4 separate regions of the Homo sapiens genome follow, and regions 1, 2 and 4 are each linked to region 3. Evidence: chromatin loops called from intact Hi-C (ENCODE). Cell type or tissue: CD4-positive, alpha-beta T cell. All regions are shown on one strand.

Region 1 (5,000 bases), 1.4 Mb before region 3:
CAGCAAAGTCTCAGGATACAAAATCAATGTGCAAAAATCACAAACATTCCTATATAAAAATAATAGACAAACAGAGAGCCAAATCATGTGCGAACTCCCATTCACAATTGCTACAAAGAGAATAAAATGCCTAGGAATACAACTTACAAGTGATGTGAAGGACTTCTTCAAGGAGAACTAGAAATCACTATTCAAGAAAATAAGAGAGGACACAAACAAATGGAAAAACAATCCATGCTCATGGATAGGAAGAATCAATACTGTGAAAACGGCCATACTGCCCAAAGTAATTCATAGATTCAATGCTATTCCCATCAAACTACCACTGACTTTCTTCACAGAATTAGAAAAAAACTACTTTAAATTTTATGTGGAACCAAAAAAAGCCCATATAGCTCAGACAATCCTAAGCAAAAAGAACAAAACTGGAGGCATCATGCTACGTGACTTCAAACTATACTACAAGGCTACAGTAACCAAAACAGCATGGTACTGGTACAAAAAGAGATATATAGAGACCAATGGAACAGAAGAGAGGCCTCAGAAATAATGCTGAGCATCTACAATCATCTGATCTTTGACAAACCTGACAAAAACAAACAATGAAAAAAGGATTCCCTATTTAATAAATGGTGTTGGGAAAACTGGCTAGCCATATGCTGAAAACTGAAACTGGACCCCTTTTTTACACCATATACAAAAATTAACTCAGGATGGATTAAAGATTTAAATGTAAGACCTAAAACCATAAAAACCCTAGAAGGAAATCTAAGCAATACCATTCAGGACATAGGCATGGGCAAACACTTCATTAGTAAAAAACCAAAACCAATTGCAACAAAAGCCAAAATTGACAAATGGGATGTAATTAAACTAAAGCGCTTCTGCACAGCAAAAACAAAAACAAAAACAAAACAAAACAAAACTATCATCAGACTGAACAGGCAACCTACAGAATGGGAGAACATTTTTGCAATCTATCCATCTGACAAAGGGCTAATATCCAGAATCTACACGGAAGTTAAACAAATTTACAAGAAAAAGCAAACAACTCCATCAAAAAGTGGGCAAAGGATATGAACAGACACCTCCCAAAAGAAGACATTTATCCGGCCAACAAACATATATTTTAAAAAGAAGCTTATCATCGCTGGTCATAGAGAAATGCAGATTAAAACTACAATGAGATATCATCTCATGCCAGTTAGAATGGTGATCATTAAAAAATCATGAAACAACAGATGCTGGGAGGATGTGGAGAAATAGGAACACTTTTACACTGTTGCTGGGAGTGTAAATTAGTTCAACCATTGTGGAAGACAGTGTGGCTATTCCTTAAAGATCTAGAAATAGAAATACCATTTGACCCAGCAATCCCATTACTGGGTATATACCCAAAGGATTATAAATCATTCTACTATAAAGACCCATGCACACATATGTTTACTGCAGCGCTATTCACAGCAGCAAAGACCTGGGACCAACTTAAATGCCCATCAATGTTAAATTGGATAAAGAAAATGAGACACAGATACACCATGGAATACTATGCTGCCATAAAAAAGTAGGAGTTCATGTTTTTTGCAGGGACATGGATGAAGCTGGAAACCATCATTCTCAGCAAACTAATACAGGAACAGAAAACCAAACACCACATGTTCTCACTCATATGTGGAAGCTGAACAATGAGAACACATGGACATAGGGAGGAAATATCACACACCAGGACCTGTTGGGGGGTGGGGGGCAAGAGAAGGGATAACATTAAGAGAAATACCTAATGCAGATGATGGGTTGATGGGTGCAGCAAACCACCATGGCACATGTATACCTTTGTAACAAACTTGCACCTTCTGCACATGTATCCCAGAACTTAAGTATAATTTTAAAAAAAGAGAGAGAAAATTAACAAAGAAACATTGGCTTTAAACAGTACTTTAGACAAAATGTACCTAACAGACATATACAGAGCATTTATTATAACAGCTACACAAGGCACATTATTCTCCTCAGCACATGGGACATTATCTAGGAGAACCTATAAATAAATCTACATATTTATAGCCAACTGATTTTTGACAAAGACATCAAGAAGATACCTTGAGAAAAGAAAACCTTCTTCAGTAAGTGGTGCTAGTAAAATTAGATATCCATGTGAAAAAGAATGAAAATGGACCCTCCTTTGTCATCATATAAGAAAATCAACTCAATATGAATTATAATTTTAGAGGGACCAAAATTATAAAACTACCATAAGAGAAATAGGTGAAAGAGTTCAGAACAGTGATCTAGACAAATAATGTATGGCTAAGACCTTAAAAATACAGCCACCCTCCAAAAAATAGATAAATGGTACTATATCAAACTAAAAAGCCTCTGCACAGCAAAGGAAACAATCAGAGAGTAAAGAAACAGCAGGTTAAATTGGAGAAAATATTTGCAAACTATTCATCCAGCAAAGGACTATCATCCAGAACATGCAAGGAACTCAAGCAACTCAATAGCAAAAAAGAAAAGGAATGATCTCATTACAAAGCAGGCAAAGGACATGAATAGACATTTTTTCAAAAGAAGACATACAAATCACCCACAAGGACATGAAAAAACATCATCAACATCAACAGTCATCAGAGAAATGCAAATCAAAAACCACAAGATAGCATCTTATCCCAGTTAGAATGGCAATTATTAAAAAGAAAATAAAAGTGACTAGTAAGAATATGGAGAACAGGTAACTCTTACACACTATTGATGGGAAAGTAAATTAGTACAACCACTATGAAAAATAGTATGGATTTAAAAAAAAATAAAAAAACCAAAAACTAGAACTGCCATATGATCCAGCAATCCCATTACAAGGTATTTATCCAAATGAAAAAAAGTCAGTATATCAAATAGATACCTACATTCCCATTTTTGTTGAAGCCCTATTCATAACAGCAAAGATATAGATCAGTCTAAGTGTTCAGAAATGAATGAATGGTTTAGGAAAATGTGGTATGTATATACATTAGAATACTTTAAAAAAGAATAAAATCATGTCATTTTCAATGCTTGTAACACTAGAGGTCACTATGTTAAATGAAATAAGCCAGGCAGAAAAAGAAAAATATCACATGTTCCCTCTCATATGTGGGAGCTAAGAAAAGTGGATCTCATGAAGTTAGAGAATAGATTGTTGGTTACCAGAGAGTGAACAGGTTACCAGGAAGGGTTAGACAGAAAAAATAAGACATAGCGTTTGATAGATTAGTAGGATGAGTACAATTAACAACAATGTGTTGTATGTTTCAAAATAGCTAGAAGAGAGGACTTAAAATGTCTTCAACACATAGAAATCATAAATTTTCAAGTTGATGGACACTTCAGATACCCTGACATAATCATTACATATTTTACACATGTAACAAAATATCACATGTACCCCATAAATTGGTAGAGATATTATATATTCATAACACAGTAAAATAAATAAAATACACAGAAACAAATTTCAATATTGCTAACGTATAACACTGCACAAAACAAATCTAATTACTATAGATTAATGTCCACCTACAATGGCTTTTAATTCTATATTAGGAACATTTTCATAAATTCAAATGCACAAACTATGTATTTAAAATGAATAATCCATTTATGTGACTAAAGCGTACATTTTTGAATTCTTGATTAATATGCTTCATGTAATAAACTTCCTAATAGTCTTCTACACATAAATATTTCGAAATTTAAAAAATATTGATAAAGCTAACTGAACGAGGATCCTTAAAATGATTTGGTCTTTTTAAATTTATGTCAAATGATACAGAAGGACAATTAAGCTAAGTAATACCACCAACAGACTTTAAAATGTCGGTCTTCATAAGGAGGGTAAAAACATCTAAAATCTAACAATATCATTATTATTTTACACAAAATTTAGGTTTTTTTTTTTTTTTTTTTTTTTTTAGTCAACACTTATTTCCTCCTGAAATAAAACGTAATATTTAACCATTAAGAAAAATTTAGGAAATGTGTAAAAAAATAAAAACTCGAGATCTTAAACTCACTCCTTTCAGTCAGAGATGTGATACTCACTGCTAACATGGAACCTTGTAGCTTACTGGCAAAGAACATGGATGTTTAAGTCAGAACTGGATTCATATTTCAACACAGCTATTTGCTAGCTATGTAATGTTAAGCTTATTACTTAATCTCTATAAGCCATAGTTTTATGACCTACAAAAACTTTCATTATCTTAATCATACAATTGTTTTGACTAAGAAGGAATTTCTGACATATCACAAAGTATATTTTACATATAATAGTGTTCAATAAAATTTCCCCTGAGAAATGTTTAACATATAACAATGAGAAAAACTGCAGAATACTGTATATACAGTAAAATCATTATTTGAAACATGACCTTATGAAACATGATTTTATAATCTATAGCAAACATAAAATATTTGAAACATGATTTTGTGTCATTATTGAGAAATTCAATTATTATTATTATTATTATTATTATTTTTTGAAACGGAGTCTCGCTCTGTCGCCCAGGCTGGAGTGCAGTGGCGCGATCTCGGCTCACTGCAAGCTCCGCCTCCCGGGTTCATGCCATTCTCCTGCCTCAGCCTCCCGAGTAGCTGGGACTACAGGCGCCCGCCACCATGCTTGCCTAATTTTTTTGTATTTTTAGTAGAGACGGGGTTTCCCCATGTTAGCCAGGATGGTCTCGATCTCCTGACCTCGTGATCCGCCCGTCTCGGCCTCCCAAAGTGCTGGGATTACAGGCGTGAGCCACCGCGCCCGGCCGAGAAAGTCAATATTCTAGTAATTCATTGCACATCCCAGAATATTAATTCTTTTATTCTGAAAATATCAAATGAGTGACCATGTGTACTGAGCTTGGTGCAAGGTGAACAATATATGCGGAAAGGACAAAGTTCGTGCCTTCATGAAGCTTACCGCCTAGTGGAGTAGTTACACAACACAAACAAACATGTACTTACAA
Region 2 (5,000 bases), 260 kb before region 3:
GACTTTATCCATGAGACTGTGAGATTAAAAAACATCTCAAACTTAATGCTGCTTTGGAATTGTTTTATAGGCTATTTTAAAAAATGCTTAACCTATATATGCCATATATGATAATTCAACTTAATTTATTCAGATAGATCATAACATTCAGTTGACTAAACTATTATTTATTAATTTATTTTGAGACAATGTCTCTTATTGCCCAGGCTGGAGTGCAGTGGCAAGATCAGGGCTCACTGCAGCCTTGACCACCCAAGCTCAGATGATCCTCCTACCTTGGCTTCTGACACGCCACCATGCCCAACTAATTTTTTTTGTATTTTTTTTGTAGAGATGGGGTTCTGCCATGTTGCTCAGGCTGGTCTTGAACTTGCGCTCAAGATCCGCCAACCTCTGCCTCCCAAAGTGTTGGAATTGCAGGCGTGAGCCACAGTGCCCAGCCCAAAGTATCATTTTAGAGAAATGGAAGTGTTTGGTAATTTATTTGTATAAATAGGCACTCTCAAATGTTGTCTAGCTTGCATCAAACTCACTAGAAAGGCTGGATAAGTCATTGCTAATTTATATGTGTAAATAGGCACTCTCAAATTTTGTGTAGCTTGCATCAGACTCACTAGAAAGGCTGGATAAGTCATTGCTGGGTCCTATCCCTAATGTTTCTGTTATAGTAGGTCTGGGTGGGATGCAGGAATTTGCCTTTCAGATTTCTAGCAAGCTTATGCTGCTCTCACAACCACAGTTTGATTAACCACTGATGCAGGTTATGTGGTATCTTTTCAGATTTATAGAAAAGTACACAGAAGAATAATCAAGCACCTGAATCCCATTATCTTGCTTTAACAAATATTAAATGTTTTATCATATTGCATTAGATCCCTTTCCCTTTTTTAAAGAAATAACACACTGCAAATGCAGTTAAATCTGTGTACTTCCTCTATCAGCTGATTTCCCTCCTTCCCTTTCTGAGAAGATAATGACTCCAGAATGTAATCATCCCATGTTCTCTTGCTACATGAATATATACCCCCAAATAAGTAATTCTGCATGTTTTAAGATTGTCTGTAAATTATACAGCATGTATCTTTTTGCAATTTTAAAAATTATATTTCTGAGATTATTGCATGTTAATACAAAGTCCTTCATAGTCACATTTATAACTGCAGTGTAATCTTTAAATAAATATACCATATTTATTTATTCTAATGATGAGCATTTAGGTTGTAGCAGGCAACATAATGGTTACACAGCTGACCACTTTTCCTTATTTTATTTTATTTTTGAGACAGAGTTTTGTTCTCGTTGCCCAGGCTGGAGTGCAATGGCATGATCTCGGCTCACTGCAACCTCCGCCTCCTGAGTCCAAGCGATTCTCCTGCCTCACCTTCCCGAGTAGCTGAGATTACAGGCACCCGCCACCAGGCCTGGCTAATTTTTGTGTTTTAGTAGAGATGGGGTTTCACCATGTTGGTCAGGCTGGTCTTGAACTCCTGACCTCAGGTGATCCACCCGCCTCGGCCTCCCAAAGTACTGGGATTATAGGTGTGAACCACTGCACCCGGCCTGCTTTTCTTTATTTACCTCCTTTTTTCTTGAGGCCTCTTATTCCCCCATGTTCTGTGAGTATTGCCTCTCCCACATACAGTCATATGCATTGCTTAATGCTGAGTATGTTCTGAGGTGCAGGCTTAGGTGATTTTGTCATTGTGTGAACATCATAGAGTATACTTAGACAAACCTAGATGGTGTAGCCTGCTATACACCTACCTATAGAGTATAGCCAGTTGCTTCTAGGCTACAAACCTGTTGATATACTGAATACTGTAGGCAGTTGTGATACAATAGTAAATATTTGTATGTTTAAACATAGAAAAGGTACAGTAAAAATTCAGTATAAAAGATTTTAAAAATGGTACACCAGTGTTGGGCACTAATATGAATGGAGCTTGCAGGACTGGAAGCAGCTGTGAGTGAGTCAGTGAGTGGGCAGTGAGTGAATGTGAAGGCCTGGGACATTACTATACACTACTGTAAACCAGTGATTGGCTTTAGCATGGGCATGTGGTAGAGACCTGACTGATCAAAGATACGTAAAGAGAGGCTTGAGGGAAATATTTTTCTCCCTGGATAAAAAGAGAGACATGAAGATGAACCTTCCATCCAAACAAGATTTCTGAGGAGGAAAAAAAATAAAAATTGTATTTTAAAAAAGATAAATCTTCCAGTTTTGAATATGATTATGCAAGGTTATCTTGGGACTCTGAGGGTAAATTTGAGCGTGCTTGGATTTTTGGTACTGTCCTAGAATCACCCATTTCTCCTGACTTCTTTTTATGTGAAAGTTTTCCTCTGTTTTACCCACTTTGGTTGAGTGTTCTGTTATTGCAATAGTTCACATTAGAAAAACATTTACAATATTGTAATAAGGATTCTCTTTTTTTGAGACATAGTCTCGCTCTGTCGCCCAGGCTGGAGTGCAGTGGCGTGATCTCAGCTCACTGCAAGCTGCGCTTCCCGGGTTCATGCCATTCTCCTCAGCCTCCCGAGTAGCTCGTACTACAGGCGCCCGTCACCATGCCTGGCTAATTTTTTTGAATCTTCAGTAGAGATGGAGTTTCACCGTGTTAGCCAGGATGTACTCGATCTCCTGACCTCATGATCCACCCACCTCGGCCTCCCAAAGTGCTGGGATTACAGGCGTGAGCCACCATGCCTGGCCCCAGTAAGGATTCTTGAATGTGTCTTTGCGTGCCTAAGTGCAAGGGTAATTAAAATGGAACTTGGGGGCTGTAGAGTGTGTTCATATTTGGCTGTAGTAAATGTCAAGTTGCTTTCCAAAATGGCTGTACCAATATATACTTCCACCAGACGCATAAGGTAGTTTGTTTCTTTATATTAGACCTTTACTTAACATCTAGTATTGTGAGATACTAATTTTTGCCTGTTACTGTCTTAGAGCCTTATCTAGATTTGAATTGCCTAGATTATTAGTCATCATGTTGCTGTTTTACCAACCTGTTTTATGTTCTTTTCATAGTTGTCTATGTAGTAGTGGAGTTTTTTTATTACTATATGTGCTTTATATACTCTGGATACTGATGTTTTATATACATTGTTTATATATACACATTGCAAATATCTTCTAGTATATGGCTTGCTATAAGCTTCCCCCTCCCCTGCCGCCACCGAGACAGAGTCTTGCTGTGTCTCCCAGGCTGGCAGGCTGAAGTGTGGTGGCACAATCTTGGCTCACTGCAACCTCCACCTCCCGAGTTCAAGCAATTCTCCTGCCTCGGCCTCCTGAGTAGCTGGGATTATAGGCGCCTGCCACAGCGCCTGGCCTATAAGCTTTTTTTTTTTTTATAGTGTCCTTTATTATAGAGTATTTTTTAAAGAATTTAGTTAATCAAAAATTTTCATCATGATATGTGCTTTGTGTCTTGCCTAAAAAATATTTCCCTATCCCAAAGACATAAAGACATTCTCTTACATTTTCTTCTAGAACTTGTTGATAATTTTGCTTTTCACATATAGGTTTTTAATGTTCTTGGAATTGACTTTTGTGTGTAGTGTGAGGAAGAAACATTTTCACAGTCAATATTATTGATGCTCTTTCAGAACTCTGTTCCACTCCACTGGCCTATCTACCCCTGTGCTAGTTCTATGTTATTTTCGTTAGTATAATTTTATAAAAAGAAGTCTTTAATACCTTGCTAATCTTCTGAATTGTCTTGATTGTCCTTGGGTTTTTGCTTTTATGAGTTTTTGAATGTGCTTATGAAGTCTCACCAAAACTAAACAGCTACCAGGATTTTAACTGGCATTGAGTTAAATTTGTATATACACTTGGGAAGATTTTATGTACCTTATGCAGTATATCCCATCTATTCATGTAGATGATGTGTTTCTCCAGGTTTTTCAGTTCTTTGCTGTCCTTCAATAACATCTTAATAAGTTTTTCCTTTTAGTGGTTTTATATGTCTTGTTCTAATTAATTCTAGAAACCATACAATGTTGTTTATAATTACATTTTGTGATTGGTTTTCAGTGAAGAAAATTTGATTTTTATAAAACTTTGTATTGAAATAGACTGTGTTCAGAAAGTACACAGAGCATAAGTGCCATGAATTATCACAAAGTAAACATATTTACATAACTACTACTGATATCAGGAAAGACCATTACACTTTGCAGTCCCCTCCATTCTGGTCTTCTCCCAATTATTACCCTCTATCTCTCTTTCAAAAAGTAATCATGGCCAGGTATGGTAGCTCACACCTGCAATCTTAGCACTTTGGGAATTTGAGTTGGGAGGAGTGCTTGAGGCTAGGAGTTTGAGACCAGCCTGGACAATAGAGCAAGACCCCAAAAAGAAGAAAATTAAAACTGAGCGTGGTGGCACACACAGCTACTTGGAAGGCTAAGGTGGGAAGATCTCTTGTGCCTGGAAGTTTAAGGCTCCAGTGAGCTATGATTGCGCCACTGTACTCTAGCCTGGGTGTCACAGTGACATCCTGTCTCAAAAACAAACAAAAAAAAATCCACAAAGTTTAGTTTTATTCCTTTTTACCTTTATATAAGAATTATACTGCTTTCTTTGGTGTTTGTCATTTTTTTCCCAATATTTGTGAAATTCATCTATGCATGAAGCTGTAATTTCATTTTTATTCCTGTGTGATAGATTTTTCTGTTTCATTTATCATTTTGTTGTTGATTAACATTTAGGCTTTTATCAGATTTTTTTTTTTTTTTTTTTGACCAGAGTCTGTCTCTGTTGCCCATGCTGGAGTGCAGTGGCACGATCAGGGCTCATTGCAACCTCTGCCTCCTGGGTTCGAGTGATTCTCCTGTGTCAGCCTCCCAAGTAGCTGGGCTTACAGGCACATGCCACCACGCCTGGCTAATTTTTGTACTTTTAGTAAAAATGGTTTTACCATGTTTGCTAGGCCTGTCTTAAACTCCTGACCTCAGGTGATCTGCCTGCCTTGGCCTCCCAAAGTGCT
Region 3 (5,000 bases):
GGCACGGTGGCTCACGCCTGTAATCCCAGCACTTTGGGAGGCCGAGGCAGGTGGATCACTTGAGATCAGGAGTTCAAGACCAGCCTGGCCAACATGGTGAAACCCTGTCCCTACTAAAAATACCAAAATTAGCTGGGCATGGTGGCGCACGCCTGTAATCCCAGCTACTCGGGAAGCTGAGGCAGAAGAATCACTTGAACCTGGGAGGCGGAGGTTGCAGTGAGCCAAGGTCGCGCCATTGCACTCCAGCCTGGGAAACAAGAGTGAAACTCCATCTCAAAAACAAAAAAACAAACAAAAAAAGAAAACGATTCCACGGTTCATTCAGTGATACTAGTTACATTTTTAATAATTATCCAAAGTTGATTATATAATACTTGGAACATTCTTGTAGAAAAAATATTATATAAACATGATTATATATATTTATGTTCTACTTTGTTCTAAAAATTAAGTTTAAGCAGATAAATTTAGTCATGTATTCTACATGTAAATTACTTACCTAGTGGGATCTTTAGTCTCAGATAGTATCTCAAGAAGTTCATCATTGGACAAAAAAAAGAATCTGGGGAAAAAGAGGCGTTTCTTTTCCAAATATTCATTAAGTCCTTTAAGAATGAGCTCCAAAAGTTCATTAGATTTTTTCAGCCTTTCCAGCATTCTGTCAATGGTTACAACTGTCAGAACATGTTTATCCTAAAAATAAAAATAAAAAACACTCAATTCAAAAATATTAGATACTAACTCTATTTATATTCATATTATATTTGAGATTATATGTTTGTAATCAAACAAAGGTTATGTAAATTTTAAGGGGAGTATTTGTTTTTTAAAAGTAGTCTTGCATATTCTAGGTCTACTTGGCCTCTCTGATTCTGTAAAAGTCACATTGATTTAATCCTCAGCCCTGTTCATAACGATTCTCATTCTAAGTTGAGAAGTGTAAGAAACAGAAAATGAGAGAGAGAGAACACTGCCTGAACTCACAAGAAGGACAGTGGAAACAAACTGGTATGAGATATTTTCTTTTGTATTTTATTCTTTGAGGAAAAGAATTCTAAACAATAAGTCATCATTATAATTATTATTTTGAATTTTATTGTTATGAATAATAATAACATAACAGAATCCCTGTTTTATAACTACAGAGAAAAAAGTAAGGGTTGAGGAAATGAGGAAGAAAGCTTTCTAAGAAGATCTTACATTGTAAACAATGACCCTTGAAACTACTTTATAACACTTCTTGCTGAAGGACTGAAGTTCAAGGTGTGCTCTTCCTGAACTCTCTAGAGACAGACTGTTCCACCTTTAAGGCATGGTGAACATTCTCACTTGAAAGTGTCACTGTGAGCTGTTTGCTTTAAAGTGATTCAAACACAATCAAATATTTTTAAAAGAGCTTTCTTTTATCCTGTGTATTCAAAATAAGAATTATAACCAAAAGCTGATCTTAAAGAACTCATATTTTTTAAAAAAAGTAAATAGAGTTTATTGATTTCTCAAAATATCTATACAGTAACCACCAAGTTTATGAAAATCTTTAGAAATACATATAAAAATACAGCCTAGATATAGTTGAAATAGAATTCTTTTTACTTTTTTTTCTTTAACACATGGTTGATGTCATCTGGGTCTATTCTTGGTCTTATAATTCCAAAGTCAGTGTTCACCACTGACATCATTGACAATGTAAGGAAAGTTCTTTACTTAATAAGCTTGAAGGTGTTGAAAAAACAAAAAAGGTGCTAACACAACAGAGATTTCAATCGCCAAGTAGCACACCTCATGAAAATACACCAGACATTTATTAATGTAACAGGGCATTTTAGGAAATTTATATGAAATTAAATCAAGAGAATATTGTTAAAAACTAAATACTAAATTTCAAGATTAACTAATTAGATATTTTTGGTATTTAGCCATGACTGAGAGATAACCAAAAATGTAACCAGTAAATTTTTTCCTATAGGAATTTTATTCAATTGCAGGAGTCTCTAAAGTATGTTTTTGTGAACATACTTTGAATGTGTCTGAAAAGGAAAGATACAATTTTTGCTTTTTTTGGATTACAACAATGCAATTTGGAAACAGCAATTTAATCAAAGAAAATAATTATCATTACTTGTTTCCTCAATAAAACATGAATATATAAATCATATAATATAATTAGATCAATTTATCTTTAAAGGTGCATAATTTTTAAAAGGAATTTTATTATGCTTCTTGTTTTATGTTTCAAATAGACATTCACACACACACACACACACACACACACACACACACACAAACACACACAGCATAACAGACTCAGGCCATCATGTTCGCCTAAATCCAAATATCAAAATAATGTTCTTAGAGTGCCACCTTCTGGAAAAGTATGCCTGTATTTGTTTGGGGAAAAAAGCTGAATTGTGGCTAATAAATGTAAAAAACTCCTTTCACACATGAACAGTATTTGTTATTCTCAACCAAAAAAATTATTGCAATGTTTCCATTCTTAATCTAAGATTTGAAAGCTAAAAACTCAGTTATTTAAACCAGTATATTCCATTTGCTAAATATTATAATTGCCAAAATAACAAACAAACAACAACAAACCATGGAAAGAGCATTCAGGTAAACTTTTTTTATTATTGAATTTCCAGGGTCAAACCTATTTAACCAGATTAGCTTAATAACTCTGAACCAAATATGCTACTTTTAAATGAACACAGGCAATAATCTATGTATCTTTGTATATGGATTTAAGATTTTAAAATAAAAGTAATCATCTTATGACTGGCAACTCAACTACCTTTACTCTCTCCCAGTGAGAAGACAAACATAATAAAGACTGTATCAGATAAAGAAAGGGGCCCAAGTTGAACAGACTTGGTGTCTGTCCACACTCTATTCCCCACTACCTGTGCGACCTTAGATCATCTGCTTAATCTGAGTCCCTTTTTTATTATCTTGAAAATGGGGATAAAAGCCCTCTCTCAAAATCGGTATGAGGACTAAATTAGATAATGTATTTGAAGTGACTAATATGGTGTCTAAAACACACAGACACTTGAAGCGACCCTTTTACTCCCCCTTTCCTTCTCCTCACCCCAAAATTGTCTGTTAGAAAGAGTGCAGGTGGGGAAGGATTGACTCTGGGGAAAGGGGAAAATGAAGCATTTACATCACTCCATGTTTTATGGAGTTAAAATGAACATTTTATAATCTTCCATCCTTCAAGAAAGGTATTTATCATAGTAAAATAACACTGACTTTAAATTCCTCTAAGAATCGCCATCAAATCCTGGTACAGAGTCACCATTCCATGTTGAGTGCTTCAGCAAATGCAGGATGAACTGCACTTGGGCTCATACAGGGAAACTCAAGGAATGTACAAGCCTCCATGTCACAGAAGGCTGGTACTTCATAGCTATGTCCTCAGAACATAGCAATAAGATGTTGTAACAGGAAGCTACTAGAAATTTGAATCTTAGTATGACTTCTTTGACACTTTAATTACTTTCTGTCTCCTAAAGGGGAAGAATTGAATTATTAATTGTCATTTTTTTGGTTAAAAGAACACTGACTGACAATTTTTAAGTGTCTTCTTTTACTTCACAACCACCCACCAATCTCATCAGCTCTAGTGATGATCTACTAGGTTTACATTTCTAAACCAAATGAATGTGATATCAGGGGCCCGAAACATTGAGTATATAGAGAGCTTTCTCATTTCTGCTACTAGGAAGTTTCATAGAAAATACGGTTTTGTCACTGCTCAAAGAAATAAGAGAGAACACAAACAAATGGAAAAAAATTCCATGCTCATGGATAGGAAGGATCAATATCATGAAACTGGCCATACTGCCCAAAGTAATTTATAGATTCAATGCTATTCCCCTCAAGCTACCACTGACTTTCTTTGCAGAATTAGAAGAAACTACTTTAAATTTCACATGGAACCAGAAAAGAGCCCTTATAGCCAAAACAATCCTAAGCAAAAAGAACAAAGCTGGAGGCATCATGCTACCTGACTTCAAACTATACTACAAGGCTACAGTAACCAAAACAGCATGGTACTGGTACCAAAACAGATATATAGACCAATGGAACAGAACAGAGACCTCAGAAATCACACCACACATCTACAACCATCTGATCTTTGACAAACCTGATAAAAACAAGCAATTGGGAAAAAAATCCCTATTTAACAAATGGTGCTGAGAAAACTGGCTAGCCACATGCAGAAAACAGAAACTGGACCCCTTCCTTACACCTTACACAAAAATTAACTCAAGATTGGTTAAAGACTTAATTGTAAAACTTAAAACCATAAAAACCCTAGAAAAAGAAAACCTAGGCAATACCATTCAGGATACAGGCATGGGCAAAGACTTCATTGGCTAAAACACCAAAAGCAATGGCAACACAAGCCAAAATTGACAAATGGGATATAATTAAACTAAAGAGCTTCTGCACAGCAAAATAAACTATCATCAGAGTGAACAGGCAACCTACAGAATGGGAGAACATTTTTGCAATCTATCCATCTGACAAAGGGCTAATATCCAGAATCTACAAGGAACTTAAGCCAATTAAAAAAAAAACCAACCCCATCAAAAAGTGGGTGAAGGATATAAACACACACTTCTCAAAAGAAGACATTTATGTGGCCAACAAACCTATGAAAAAAAGCTCATCATCACTTGTTATTAGAGAAATGCAAATCAAAACCACAATGAGATACCATCTCATGCCAGTTAGAATGCCAATCATTAAAAAGTCAGGAAACAACAGATGCTGGAGAAGATGTGGAGAAATAGGAACGCTTTTACACTGTTGGTGGGAGTGTAAATTAGTTCAACCATTGTGGAAGACAGTGTGGCGATTCCTCAAAGATCTAGGATCAGAAATACCATTTGACCCAGCAATCCCATTACTAGGTATATACCCAAAGGATTATAAATCATTCTACCATAAAGCCACAAGCACACGTATGTTTATTGCGGTACTATTCA
Region 4 (5,000 bases), 530 kb before region 3:
CCTGACTCAGAGCTCATCTTGTGCAAACAGCCTTTTCCCCAGGAACGTTTGTCAAAAATAAGCACAGACAATTGTTCAACATTGCAGCTGCCTGAGATATTGAATAAGAGTTGGGACTTAATGATGTACTTTAATTCCTGTAAGTTTTCTTTACCCCATTCTTTTTTTCTTTTTGTTCCTCTGACTGGGCAGTTTCAAATGACCTATCTTGTTTGTGTGTTTGTTTGTTTGTTTTGAGACAGGGTCTCACTGGGTCATCCTGGCTAGAGTGCAATGGTGCCATCTCAGCTGACTGTAGCCTCAGCCTCCTGCGTTCAAGTGATCCTCCCACCTCAGCTGGCAGGGTAAGTGGGACCGCAAACACACGCCACCACAGGTACACACCACCATGGCCAGCTAATTTTTTTGTTTGTTTGTTTTTTAGAGAAGGAGTTTCAGCATGTTGCACAAGCTGGTCTTGAACTCCTGGACTCAAGCAATCCACCCACTTCAGCCTCCCAAAGTGCTGGGATTACAGGCATGAGCCACTACACCTGGCCTCAAATGACCTATCTTCAAGTTCACTGATTCTTCTGTTTGACGGAGTTTGCTGTTGAAATTCTCTGTGAAATTTTTCAGTTTAATAACTGTGTTTTTTTTTTTTTTTTTTCTGAGACAGGGTCCAGCTCTGTCACCAGGCTAGAGTGCAGTGGTGCAATCACAGCTCACTGCAGCCTTGATTTCCTGGGCTCAAGCAATCCTCCCACCTCAGCCTCCTGAATAGCTGGAAACACAGGTGTGAGCTACCACGCCTGGCTAATTTTCATTTTAATTTTTTGTGGAGACTTGGTTTCACCACGTTGCCCAGGCTGGTCTCAAACTCCTAGACTCGAGTGATCCAACCACCTCAGCCTCCCAAAGTGCTGGGATTACAGGTGTCAGCCACCATACCTGGCCCAATAGTTGTGTTCTTTAGCTCCAGAACTTATGTTTGGTTCTTTTTATAGTTTATATCTCTTTATTGAAATTCTCATTTGGTTCATGTATTGTTTTCCTGATTTTATGTAGTTGTCTATCTGTATTCCCTTGTAGCACATTGAGCTTTCTAAAGATGATTGTTTTGAATTCTTTGTCAGGAAGTTTACAAATATTCATTTCTTTAAGGTTGGTTATTTTGTTCCTTTGACACCACATTTCTGATCCTTGCAGGCATGCTTTGGTGCTGCCCATTTGAAGAAGTAGGCATTTATTTTAATATTTAAAGACTGGCTTCATCGGGGAAAGTCCTTTCCCAGTCAGTCCATCCAGAAATTCTGGGCTGGCCATCTGGTATGGTCAGTGAACAGGTTTGCTGCTAGATCCTTCAGGCAGGCTTGCCTGGTACTTGGGTCAGCAAGTTGGAAGGCCACATGCCTGGGTCCATGGGGTTAAGCCTGGAGCCTTGGTCTACTGGGGTGGACATGGAGTTTAACACCACAATGAGCTATCACTTCTCGTCTGTTAGAATGGCTATTATCAAAAAATAAAATCAGAAATAACAAGTGGTGGAGAGGATGTAGAGAAAAGGAAACTTTGTACACTGTTGATGGGAATGTAAATTAGTATGTATGCCCATTATGAAAACAGTATAGAGTTTCCTCAAAAAACTAAAAATAGAACTACCCTATGATCCAGCTATCCCATTACTGGGCATATATCCAAAGGAAATAAAAATCAGTATGTCAAAGAGATATCTGCACTCCCATGTTCAATGCAACATTATTCACAACAGCCAATATATCAACCTAAGTATCAATCAACAAATGGATAGATTTTTTAAATGTGTGTATATCCACAGTGAAGGAAGTCCTCTCATTTGTGACAACATGGGTTAACCTGGAGGACATTATGCCAAGGGAAATAAGCCAAGCACAGAAAGACAAATGATCTCACTTCTATATGAAATCTAAAAGTCAAATTTATAGAAGCAGAGATTAGAGTGGTGGTTATTAGGGGCTGCAGGGGGCGACTGAGGATAGAGATTGGGGAGATGTTGGCCAAAGGATTCAGAACTTCAGTTAGGAGGAATTATTTCAAAGAGATCTATTGTACAATACTACAATGACTATAGTTATTAAAAATCTATTGCATACTCGAAAATTGCTGAGAGTAGATTTTAAGTATTCTCACCACACACACACAAAATGTGAGGTAATGCATATGTTCATTATTTTGAATTAGTCATTCCACAATGTATACATATTTCAAGACCCTGTGTTGTATACCGTAAAAATATACAACCTGTATTTGTCTAACTAAAGATTAATTTTATTTAAAAGATTTGAGACAAACAATAGACTAATCAAAAAGCTTACAAGGAAAAGCTGGGAAGGAGATATCCATAGGGGCCTTTGAAAAGACTCCTGGGAACTAGAAGTTCATGTGCCTGTGTAGGTCATCCCAATTGCCTGAACTTCTGCTGTAATTATTGCCAAACCACATCATTTTAAAATTATATGGAAGCACATATGACAATTATGTTAGTTTCATCTCTCCAACATTATATTAACATCTAATTTTTGTGTACCACTGACTATGCTCCAGGAACTGTTGTAAGTGCTTTAGATGTGTTGACTCATTCTCATAGGTTAAACATTATTGTTACTCTCATTTTACATAGGAGAAAACTGAAGCTTAGAGTTTTTAAAATCTCAAGGCCAAAAAGCTATGAAGTTTTGGAACTGGGATTCAAATGCCAGTCTTTCAGCTCAAGAGGCCATTCTTCTGAACACCAAGGTATATCTCCTCTAGCTTGGCCTCTAGCTTATAGAAAGGGCAAAGGCTTTGGAGTCAAAGACTTGTGGATATGCCACTTTCTAACTTGGGGAAATCATTTTATCCCTCTGAGGGGTCAGGCTGATGCTACCACCTATTTCATTAAGATATTACAAAAATTAAATCCGAGTGTGAATAGAAATATACTTTGTGTATTGAAAAGTGCTAATAAAAAAAATTCACTCATTAAATACCTGGATCATGGGGAAGGTAAGAAAAACTGTATGGTAGAGCAGAGTTAGTAAGACCTGAGTTTGATTCTGACTTGAACAGTTGCTATTTCTGAGACCTTGGGCAAATCATTTCATCTGTATGGGTCTTAGTTTTGGCATATATAAACAAATGCACCTCTGAGTTCTGAGGGTTAACAAGAAAAAATAAACAAAACACCTGACAAATACAGCAAACTCAATAAATACCATGTCCCTTCCTACTCTCTTTCAATGTCACAGAGCAATGCCCTATTTCCACTCACTTAGCTTTTCTACCTAAACTTGTCAGCTTCTGACATATTACTTACTGATTTGTTTCTCTATTTTGTTTATTTTCTGTCACAGGTAAACCCCTTGAGAGCCAGAGCTTGTGTTTTTCTTTACTGCTGTATTCCTAACACCTAGAACACTATCTAGAAAATAATAAGTGTTCAGTAAATATTTATTGAAGGACCCATTATTATTATTTATTATTATCATTATTATGATCAGTGTCATGGGCTATATAACTGCAATAACAGCACAATATGAGGCAAATATTAATTAAGTAGCATTAAAGTGTATAATATGCTCTCAATCCAGTTTTCTTGAAAATTAATTTTCAGAGTACCTGAATCAGACTCATTTTTGGTACTCATTACATCAGAATTGCCAAATCAAAAGAGAGTTATTCCAAGAATTTAACCTTTAAATATATTTCACCTTTTCTTCCTTCTGTTTTCATATAATCCAGAGTCTTGTTTACCAACCATTTGAACATTCTACTACTTAAAGTAGTATAAAGTTTTGTTATAATTTGGATGAGGCGAAGATAAGGCTAAGGAGAAGATAAATTTTAAATTCAAAGGTTGGCTCTGAAATTAATTTTATTTTCTTAACTATGTGTACATGGATTAAAGCCAGAAAAAAAATTTATAACCCAGTTGCCATATATCTGAAGTCCAAATATTTTCTCTGGCCCAGAACATTTGTCATAATTTTTATGAAATGATTTTTCTAATTTTTTTCTCACTTCACTGTTTTTAAGACAACTTTGGATAACATGAATTCATTAGAGTTTAACATTTGTGGTCAGCTAACAGGCTATCATTCAAAAGATATCTAGGAAACCACCTATATGTTACAAAGAAAGATATACTTTCAGGCCACGCACGATGACTCATCCCTGTAATCCTAGCACTTTGGGAGGCCGAGGTGGGCGAATCTCTCGAGCCCAGGAGTTCGAGACCAGCCTGGGCAACAGGGTGAAACCCTGTCTTTACAAAAAACACAAAAATTAGCTGGGTGTAGTGGCATACACCTGTAGTCCCAGCTATTTGGAAGGCTGAGGTGGGAGGATCGCTTGAGCCCAGGAGACATTGCAGTGAGCAGAGATCTCACTACACTCCAGCCTGGGCGAGAGAGTAAGACTCTTTCTCAAACAAAAGAAAGATAAACTTTCACAATCAGAAAATAGAAAATACGGCATTCAAGCAACTGCCTCATTCTCATCCTAAACGATTTCACTGCACTGTGGACCTACACTAGGTTAAATACGGTTACAATTTCAAAACTGCAGCAGCAGTCAAGGCCACCCAGCTACTCCAGAGTTCAGCCTCAGCAGGAAGGGTATTCAAACCCACTCGCACACTAGGTCTTTAGCTCTAAGTACAGTGTCAGTTTAAACTCCAGTTCTTATATGTTCTGGAGGTCAGAATTTGGAAATGCTTATCTTTACGTAGATTATATAATTTACTCAACTAAATCTTAAGCACAAATAGTTTTATACTGTGATCTACCTCTTGTCTACCTGCTCTTAAAGCTGGGCAGAGGGATGAGTGAAGAGATCATGGGAACAAGTAGCCCCAAATATTAATAACACCTGGAAAAGGATCCACAATAAGTGGAGTAGAGGGTGGTCAAGGGAAGCCCCTGCCTGACTGCTTAGCCAATGTTTCTTTCCTTTCGCTCACTGACCATAATCTTGAGGCAGCACAGAAGTGAAAATCTGCAAAC

The links. Peaks named below come from ENCODE experiments on the same cell type or tissue, not always from the same donor. Only the 100,000 strongest peaks of a DNase experiment are listed, where the experiment ranks them.
Region 1: it touches region 3 in a loop (4-fold over the local background); 4 of 110 quality-filtered maps call a loop at or near these places.
Region 2: a loop joins it to region 3, with 2.6 times the contacts of the local background. A loop is called at or near these places in 21 of 110 quality-filtered maps.
Region 4: a loop joins it to region 3, with 2.9 times the contacts of the local background. A loop is called at or near these places in 3 of 110 quality-filtered maps.

Annotation. Positions count from the first base shown.
Region 1 is chr2:194,543,100-194,548,099 of GRCh38, forward strand. No RefSeq gene overlaps it. Among named protein-coding and RNA genes, the nearest start is that of LINC01790, 180 kb to the right of the region's middle. In CD4-positive, alpha-beta T cell, no CTCF peak of the experiment used is centred here; no DNase peak of the experiment used is centred here.
Region 2 is chr2:195,673,016-195,678,015 of GRCh38, forward strand. The region is part of intron 1 of SLC39A10 (solute carrier family 39 member 10); the gene reads left to right. Among named protein-coding and RNA genes, the nearest start is that of SLC39A10, 18 kb to the left of the region's middle. In CD4-positive, alpha-beta T cell, no CTCF peak of the experiment used is centred here; no DNase peak of the experiment used is centred here.
Region 3 is chr2:195,936,097-195,941,096 of GRCh38, forward strand. It overlaps DNAH7 (dynein axonemal heavy chain 7), which reads right to left. Exons shown (of 65, transcript NM_018897.3): 20 at 503-696. Among named protein-coding and RNA genes, the nearest start is that of DNAH7, 130 kb to the right of the region's middle. In CD4-positive, alpha-beta T cell, no CTCF peak of the experiment used is centred here; a DNase peak (open chromatin) is centred at 2,325.
Region 4 is chr2:195,402,866-195,407,865 of GRCh38, forward strand. No RefSeq gene overlaps it. Among named protein-coding and RNA genes, the nearest start is that of LINC01825, 130 kb to the right of the region's middle. In CD4-positive, alpha-beta T cell, a CTCF peak has its summit at 1,978; no DNase peak of the experiment used is centred here.